Regions from separate parts of the Homo sapiens genome. Here region 1 is linked to region 2. Evidence: chromatin contacts called from ENCODE Hi-C or POLR2A ChIA-PET data. All regions are on one chromosome and are shown on one strand. The core of a region is the stretch at or near the end of the contact, and the rest is flanking DNA. Distances in the headings are between cores, read along the strand shown. Region 1 holds the start of FAM193A (family with sequence similarity 193 member A). Region 2 holds the start of CTBP1 (C-terminal binding protein 1).

Region 1 (4,292 bases), core at 1,199-3,698, 1.3 Mb before region 2:
TAGTGAATCCCTGTCTCTACTAAAAATACAAAAAAAATTAGCCAGGCATGGTGGCAGGTACCTGTAGTCCCAGCTACTTGAGAGGGTTAGGCAGGAGAATCGCTTGAACCCGGGAGACAGAGGTTACGGTGCGCCAAGATCGCACCACTGCACTCCAGCCTGGGCGACAGAGTGAGACTCTGTCTCAAAAAAAAATAAATAAAAATAATAAAGTTATATTTTACCTAAGTATTGCAAAGCAAATGTAAATTATTAAAACTTGAAATGGTATGAAAGGCTAAAACTAAGAATTTTATTGTGCCACCAACTGGTTTTTATTGAATCAATAGAAATGAATATATTCCACATCCAGCTACACCAAAAATTATCAATATTTTGTGTAAGGATATGCACAGGCAAACCCCCCCCGCCCTCCCCTACCCGACAGCAGCAAACACTGCCCTTAAAAACCCCAAAGATCCAAACGCTCAAGACTCATCCTTGATCCCAAGAACTGCGGCCTGTTTTGATCTCCAGGATACTGGATGAGGGCAATCTCGGGAGACTGAAGTCCAGGACTACAGCCCAAGACCCTAATGTAACAATATAATAATAATAAAAACGGCCGGGCGCGGTGGCTCACACCTGTAATCCCAGCACTTTGGGACGCCAAGGTGGGCGGATCACCTGAGATCACGAGTTCGAGACCAGCCTGGCCAACATGGTGAAACCCTGTCTCTACAAAAATTAGCCGGGCATGGTGGCGCATGCCTGTAGTCCCAGCTACTCGAGAGGCTGAGGCAGGAGAATCGCTTGAACCCGGGAGGCGGAGGTTACAGTGAGCCAAGATCGCGCCATTATTGCACTCCAGCCTGGGCGACAGAGCGAGACTCCGTTCTCAAAAGAAAAAAAAAAAAAGAACAATTTGTGTCATGATTTAGCACAAAAATACTCCCAACGCTTCTTTCATTTTTTAATTGCAATATCTTTAAAACTACATAATTTAAGAGTTTAAATAACATTATAAGAACGCAACTTTTCAAAAAAAATCTATTCTCTTTCAGCAGACAATGGGATAACTGGAAATGACTGCGCCAATTGCATACCCACTTATAAATAGTGTACCCTCTGAAATGTTGTGACCAACGGTTGAATAAAAGTGGCAGGAATCCATAATTGGTAGGTGCAATGTGTGCTAGCTGTCTTCATAAACAAAACTGAAAAAAATCACCTTTCAAATTCCTTAAGTTCGAACCCTAAATACATACCTGAGTAACCAAACCACTAAATACCCCTGAAAACTTAACAAAGCGGGGGAGGAGGGGCCAGGGCTGCCAGCTCCAGGTGGCTGTCAGGTAGATTTCAAATAACCACATAGGAGGACCAAAGGAAAACTTCCGGGAGGCCCTTCTCAATCATCACGCGCACGGAATAACGAAGGTGGCCAGAGAAACATTTCAAAGCCCTGGGAGCGAAAGGGCAGCTTTGCTCACTCCCGGAATCGCAGTCGCTCTGGAACCGCCGCAGCGGGCGAGGCGCCACGACAGAAGCCCGGGCCTCGCGGGTATCACCCGCCGGGTCCAGCGGAAGGCGAAGCGCCGTGCGCGGAGCTGCACCCCGGAGACGTCCCCGCCCGTTGAGGGGCTGCTCCAGCCTGCGGACCAGCCCGTCGCCGTGAGCGGCGGCCCCGGTGTAGCCCTCCCGCCGCCTCTGCTCAGGTTCTCCTCTCAAGAGGCTGACAGAGGCCGCGTCACGCCGAGCACGGCCCACCTGCCGCCCTGCCCCGGGACCTCGGCAAGCGCAGCGCCGCAGGACCCGTTATCCGCCCGCCCGCAGCATCCCGCTCCCAGGCCCGGGGCCGACAGCGGGAGGCCGAGCTCCGCCAAGGCGCGAGGGAACGGCAACCGCGTACCGCCATCGACCCCTGCCCGCTGCCGCCGCTTACCTCGAAGTAGCCTCCGGGGGCGGCGCCGCCCGCGCTCGCGCCCGCGCCGAGAGGCCCGTTGGCCGCCGCCGCGCCGCCCACCAGGCCTGCCGCGCTGCCCGGGGCCGCCAGGCCCGCGGCCTGGGAACCGCGCAGCGCCGCCGCCGGGCCGGCCTTGCCGCTGCTCGCGCCGCCGTTACCCCCGCCCGAGCCGCCGCCGCCGCCCCGCTTGTTCTTCCGGCGCTTGGCCCCGCGCTTGGCGTCGGCTGGGCTCATGGCGGGCGGGGAGAGGGGCGCAGAGCGGGCGCGGGGGCCGCGGGCGGCGGCGGAGGGCGGGGAAGGCGGGGAGGCTGAGGCGGCCGCGGCGGCGGGCGCTCCGGCCAGCCGGGGGGCGCTGCGCGGGGTCGCGTCCGGGTCGGGGAGGGCTGGGGCGGGCGGGAGCTGCGGGGCAGGCCGCTGGGCGGGAGGAACCGCGAGTCCACAGTCCCGGCGCCGCGGCTGACCAGAGTTAGAGTCCAATATGGCGGACACAAGGGGAAAGGGATCCCAGTTTACGTCGGGGGAGGGGGAAGGAGCAGCGGGGAGGGGGAGGGGTGTGGGCCCCCACCCCCCACCCCCACCCCGCCTTACTCCGCCCCCCGGCTCTGCTTTTCCCTTTGCTTGCCCACCCCCTCCTGCCGTTAACGTGCCTCGGCGCGCAGGACACGCCGGGAACTGAAGTCCGTGCTGCCCGTGCAGCAGCTGGGGGTACCCGGGGGTGGACCACGATTCCCGTCAGGCCTTGCGAGGCCGAGGGCCCGGGCGCTGGGAGGAGCTGGGGCCAGGGAGCTGGATGCGGCGGTGATGTCACCGCCTCGCTCGTCGCCGCAGGTCCCGCCCGCGCCGCGCGGCCTTCTGGGCGTTGTGGTCGGGCGTAGGGCTAGGCCGGCAGGAGGCCGCGCCGCCGCCCGCGAGGCAAACTACACGGCTGGCGGCAGGGAGTTCCGCCTCTCTGACCGGTGTCCGCTGCCCGCCCGCCCCGCCCGCCTCGCCCGCGCCCCTGTCCGCCGCCCAGGTGCCGCAGACCGGCGCGGCTCCCGGGATGCACCAGGGGCGGCGCGGCGCGGCCCTGGCCTCGCCAGGAACGCCCGGTGACCTTGGGCTAGTCTAGTTCTGGTCCAGATGACTCAGTGAGGACCACAGAATCCCTGCCTCGTGGGCTGGGCGGGGGTTCGGGCAGCGCTGGAAAGCCGGGCGCGGTGCGGTGGGGTCCGCCTGGGTGCGGAGGCAGCGGCGGAGCCGGCGAATCTTGGACCGGGCCTGGGGCTGGGACACGCCGGTCGGTTCCCCGAGAACCCCTCGCCTAAAGGGTGCTCTTCCCGAGCCCGCCCTCTCCCTGCTATCCCGTTAAGCCCTCTCCAGTGGTCCCGGTGCCTTGCTAATCCACGGGGCCCTAGGACGATCCGGCCGTGTCCCACACCCTCGCACTCACGCACCTCGGGGACGACTAGCCGGGTCAGACCCTCGCAGACGTCCAGATCAGAAATAAGGGCTTGCGTCTGGACCCTCCTCCCTCCGCGGCCTTGCAGACATCTGCGAGCCCCAGGCAGAGCTCTGCCCTGAGACCCGGGCCACGGGGGGACCCTGCCGGCGGCTCCGCCCCCTGGAGGGCCCCGCTTACCACAGACACAGAGGCACAAAGGACATGATTTCCCCTTTTTGGTTCCACCGGTGGTGTCAGGCCGAGAGGCGGCGGGCTTGGCATTGGGATGTACGGCCTGCCAGGCTCCCCTTGCAGCGTTAACCGAGCTCTACTGTTCGTCCTGGGTCCCCGCAACCCGCCCCAGCTGCAGCCACAGCCTCCTGATCCTCTGACCCATTCTTCATGACACAAGCAGAAATCTCATGTGATCAGAAGAAAGCTACCCTTAAAGCCATTCAGATACCATCCTAGACGAAAAAAGGCCCCCCGCCCCATCAGGGTCTTGGATGATCCTGCCACTGAACATGGATTTTGAGAGAGCGGGTAGGAATGCGTTTCTGGCCTCTTTTTCAGTGTCATAGGCTGTCCCTGCCCCTTGCCTCAACCCCTGTCCTTTCCTTTGTCATAGCACATTGCACAGGATTGGGATTCATGATGTCACCAGTATCCCCAAAGACAAAAGGTTTTATTGGGCAGGAGAGAACCTGAGAATGCCTGCCTCACACACCTCTGACACCCAAGCTACTGCAAAGCAAGAGGCTGAGCACCCAGCACTCTACTATTTGCTGAATCAATGAATGACAATAATGACCATTAGGCCTGGGTGCCTTGGCTCATGCCTGTAATCCCAGCAGTTTGGGAGGCCGAGGTGGGCGGATCACCTGAGGCCGGGAGTTCAAGACAGCCTGGCCAGCAAAGCGAAACCCC
Region 2 (4,428 bases), core at 1-2,500:
CCTCACCCTCCCCAAAGCTCTGGTGACACCTGCCAGGTTTCCTCCAGGCCACAGCTCGGCAGCCCGATCTTAGAACAGAACGTGGCACGCAGGGCAGGTCTGGCTGAGGGCCCAGCATTGTCAGCGGGGTTGGAGGTCTTCCCGGGCCTCGAAGGGGAGACGTAGGCTTCTCAGGGCAGCCCAGGACGCGTCCTCACGAACCACAGCGAAATTACAGCAGGTATCTCGCGGATAGGAGTCTGCATCATTCCGTCTCCATGCCGTGGTTTCTGAAATTATGCAACTATCTCGGCATTCCAGAGGGCTCAGAGTAGCCACGCGCAGAGGCCCTCCCCATGGGGTGGATGGAAGCGTCCACTCGCGGCGCGAGGAATATCCCTGGGCCCCTCGGGAGAGTCTGCAGGGGCAGCCCCTGGGTGAGCAGGCCCAGTGCGGCCTCTCCCTGAAGGGACTTTCGGGCCCTCCCGGGTCGGGGCTTCACCGGTAGCAGGCAGGGCTTTGATATTAATGCTTAAAGGGAAAGCAGAGCTGAGCTGTCAGGACGTTGGTTAGCTACAAACCCTACTCTTGTTAAAAGAGAAATGGGGTCGGGGAAGGGGTTCTCCAGCCCTGAACTTCCCGGGCCGGGCAGGACGCGGTCCCTCCAGGAGTCGGGGCTCCCCCGCCTGGGGACGCACTGGGGCAGGCGCGCTTCTCCTCTCGGGGTCCCATGTGCCGCCGGCTCTCGGACGGTAAATCAGGGCTCGGGTGGGGGCGATGGGGGGCCCGCGGCCTCGGTGCCCCTGGCCAGCCTCGGAGGCGCACGGGCCAGGCCGCGGGGCGAGAAGCGAGCGCGGGAGGGCGGCAGCTGGCGGAGCGGGAAGGGAGCGGGGCGGCTGCGGCTGCGGCGCGGAGGAGCGCCATTTACGTTCGGGCCCGCGCCAGGCGCTGACGTGGGCGGCCCTGTCTCGGCTTCCGGGCCCGCAGGGTCCTCGGGGCGGACGGCGCTCCCGCCAGCGGCGCTGAGTCCGGCCCGACCCTGCCCGACTTCCTCGGGGACAGGCGGTTTAGAACGTGCGGAACACCAGGCCCGGGGCCTCCGCCGGGCTGCAGCCCCGCGAGCTTCCCGCCAGGCTCCCGCCCCGCCCCGCCCCGCAGCCGCGTCCCGGCCGGGCGGGCCCTGAGCCGCCCGCGTGAGTCCGTGCGCCGCCCGCGCTGGGAACCAGGAGACCAACCGCGAGGCCCCGCCCGCGCGCGCCGCCGTGTCCCCGCCCGCGCGGTCGTCGGAGCGCGGCTCAGCGGCGCGGCGGAGACTCGGCACGGCGGCGGCCAGGCGCAGGCGGGCGGGCGGAGCAGCGGACGGCGCCGAGGCCGCCCCACGCGCCGGGCTCGCGGCGGCGCAGCGCGCCGGAGTGGTCGGGGCCCGCGGCCGCTCGCGCCTCTCGATGGGCAGCTCGCACTTGCTCAACAAGGGCCTGCCGCTTGGTAAGGCCGCGCGCGCGCGCGTTTCCGGCCGCGGGCGGGGGCGGGGCGGGGCGGGTGCCGCGCGGGCGGGGGGCGCGGGGGCGGACCGAGCGCGCGCCCGCGGGCCGCCGGCTTTGTGTGCGAGTGCGCGTGCGCGCCGGCGTCCGCGCGTGGCCGCGGTCGGGGGCGGGACCGCGGGAAGGGTCTTGCGCATGCGCGGGCCGCTGCGTGTGCGCGAGCGCCGCAGTCTGCTCTCCCCGCCCGCGGCCCGTGCAGGTGACACAAAAGGGCCTGTGGGCCTCTGGGCTGCCCCGCCGGACCCCCAGCTCCACCGACCCCAGCCCCGTCGGACCCGGGACGGCACCCCGGGTCCCGATCCCCGGCCGCTACCCCGTCCCCGGTCATGACCCCGTGGCTGGGCCTGCGGGGCCGGGATGGGGCGGGAGCCGTGCGCAGCTCGGGGTGTCCTGGGGCGCGCGCTCCCGGGCCACTCGCGGGAGCGCGCCTCCCGCGGGGAGGCCGCCGGCGACCGTGGCCGCGCGCTGTGGGGGAAGGGGACGGGGCGCGGGTGCCGGGTATGACCGTGGAGGAGGCCGCTGCCCTCAGACCGGGCCCAAAGCGCAGCCCCCGGCGGTGACGCGGGAGGGCCCGGGGTCTCCGTTCCCGCGAACTCCGCGAGGTCCCGGACCGGCCCAGCGCCCCCACCTGCCCTTGCCTGGGCCCGCCCAGGTCCCGGGGCGCCTTCCTCGCGGGCTGCGGCCGCGGAAGCAGGGAGCACGGGCGGGCGCCGGGCTTGCCACCATCGCCATCTTGCAGCGCCCGCGTCCTGGGCCGGCCCGAGCCGCTGCGCGGAGCCTCTCTTTCCCTCGACCCGGCTGCAAAGGCAGAGTCCGTGCGCCTGAGCCCCGGGCCGAGACTGGAGCGTTCTCTGGCGGCCTCCAAGGGCGCCGGTGTCTGGAAGCCCGGCCTGGGCCAGATCCCTTTTGCTGTCGTCTCCGTGATTGCCGGGACAGAATTCCCTTCCAGTGGGGAAAAGGGAAGGCGGTCGCGCCCTTCCCGGTGCCCTGAGTGGGGAGGTGAAACCCTGAGAGTTGGGGCAAGAGGGCCTGGAGCTAGGGCCGAGGCGGCGGGTGCGCAGGGTGTTCCGTTGAGCCCGAGCCCCCCCCCCCTCCCCGGCCTCTCCACCGTTTCTGTAGGAGCGCGGCAGGGAGCACACGTCCCTCGGGAAGAAAACGGCGCTGGCGGCTGGGCCCGCACCGCGGCCGTCCTCGCTGAGCTCCTAGCGCGTGGCCTTTGCGCGTCTGTGTACCCGTCTGCAGCTTGGGGCAGGGTTGGGGGAGAACCGTGGGGTAACTATTTGCCGTTGCAGCTGAGGATGACAGCTGCGGTTTGGGGGTCCCCCTTTCTGTGTCCTGGAACTTTGTAGGGCGTGGCTCTGCCCTGGGCCTCAGCACCCGGCCTCCCAGGTCTCCCCTGCCTGCCCGGGCCTGGCCACCTCCCTCTGGGGTCTGGGTTTGGCTCCTGGTTGGGGCTGTCGGCTCCGCAGACGCCTTTTGCTCTCTGTGATTCTGTTGCCCATCTTTGAGCACCTGCTTCCATACAGGCGTCCTCTGCAGAGCTCTGGGAGGGACACGCACTGGGGGTGGCATCTGGTCACTCCTGGGGGTGCCTCGTCCGCCTGCCCGGCCATTTTTGGGGTGTCTGCCATGTCCCCAACATGCACTTCTTCCTGTCAGCCTTGACCAGGGCAGCTGTTAGTTCTGAGAGGTGGGCGTGTGGTTGGGGATGTCAGCGAGTAGGATCTTCCCTTTTACTCGCTTGTCATTAACCTGAGAACGTGGCAGTGGGGGAGGAGAGGCTTGGCCCGGGGTGCACAGGACTGTGGGCTGGTCCTGTCCCTCTGATGAGTGGGACGAGCCTTGGTCCAGTCCTGTGGGCTTGGCGCAGAGCCGGCCCCCTGCCATGTCCTGGTGGGATTGGAAGTGCTGGCTCGTCCTGTCTGCCTCCCCCAAGGGCTGGGAGCCCCCCACTCTTTGGACATTTGTAGTGTAAGCAGACAGCAACTGTTAACCATCATTCTGTTAATAAATTTTTTCTGGAGGAACCCTGGACAGAAGTAGTCATGCTCTCCAGGAAACGGGCCCCAGGCTCGAGAGGCCCAGTCTCTTCCCTCGGGGCTTAGAGGTGGCCGTCAAGCCACACCTGGTTCCCCACCAGCCTGGCAGTTTTTCTGGTTTTTCTCCTCTGACTGTCACTTGCCCTCTCAACTTCCTGCGGCCAGTACCCCCAGAATGTGACCTGGTCTGAGCTGACGGTGGTGTCACTGAGCCAAGAGGCGTGTGGCTGGCACCACTAGTGTTGCTGAGAACTCTTCAGGCAGCACTTTGTGCCCGGCTGTGCCCTGGTGCTCCCCATGCAGTGCCCAAGTCAAAGGTGTGTGCCCTGTGAGGTGTTTACCCCGGTTGACTCTCCTTGTAGAAGGACTTAATGTTTCCCACTCCACTGGGGGCTGGAGAGGGCTCCATCCAGGTGGTGCTGACGGTGCAGGCCTGGCCCAGGGCCCAGGGGTGGCCAGGAGGTGGTAGAGGCAGCAGGCAGTGTCATACGGGTTCTGTGGTTGAACTGCATCGCCCAAGGGAACGCTGGTCGGAGCGCCGGGTGGAGCGCCAGGGTCCTCTGGTGGTCGCTGGATGTTGGTAGTTGTGGGTAAGAGCTCTGTGCCGGGAGTGTCTGGACCCCCGGGTCCTCCATTGTCAGCTGCAGTGGCCGGAGCCCACTGCTCTCCCCCGCACTGGGTCGTGGTAACCCACAAGGTGCCACCTGCGTCACTGACCATCGTTTCCAGAAGCCCCTCCGGCCACACATTCCATGTGGTATCTCCCACAAGGAAATGTTCGTTTTTTTCCCTGTGAAGCCAGAAATTTCTTGGTGGCTCTTTGCCGAGCCAAACGTTAACCTTGAGTTGTCTCTCTGGGCGGCCCCAGG

Evidence for each region. Hi-C counts contacts between places; a loop is a spot of excess contacts on that map. ChIA-PET counts read pairs that join two places held with the same protein, here RNA polymerase II (POLR2A). Pooled maps may share reads with other maps.
Region 1: a map of CD8-positive, alpha-beta T cell shows a loop between it and region 2 (24-fold over the local background). The contact joins the promoter of FAM193A here to the promoter of CTBP1 in region 2. A Hi-C loop is called at or near these places in 1 of 168 maps with a recorded cell type or tissue (CD8-positive, alpha-beta T cell) and 7 of 50 pooled maps. POLR2A ChIA-PET finds 5 or more read pairs at or near these places in 1 of 52 experiments (CD4-positive, alpha-beta T cell).

What each region holds. Positions count from the first base shown.
Region 1 is chr4:2,534,803-2,539,094 of GRCh38, reverse strand. FAM193A (family with sequence similarity 193 member A) reads right to left here and starts at 2,448. Exons shown (of 21, transcript NM_001366318.2): 1 at 1,925-2,448. The coding sequence starts at 2,179. RefSeq lists silencers at 1,445-1,494, 1,239-1,533, 1,535-1,694, 1,745-2,034, 2,115-2,214 and 3 more.
Region 2 is chr4:1,245,952-1,250,379 of GRCh38, reverse strand. CTBP1 (C-terminal binding protein 1) reads left to right here and starts at 1,250. Exons shown (of 10, transcript NM_001012614.2): 1 at 1,250-1,464. CTBP1-DT (CTBP1 divergent transcript) reads right to left here and starts at 940. Exons shown (of 2, transcript NR_033339.1): 1 at 908-940; 2 at 1-269. RefSeq lists enhancers at 1-61, 122-171 and silencers at 542-1,471, 1,642-2,361.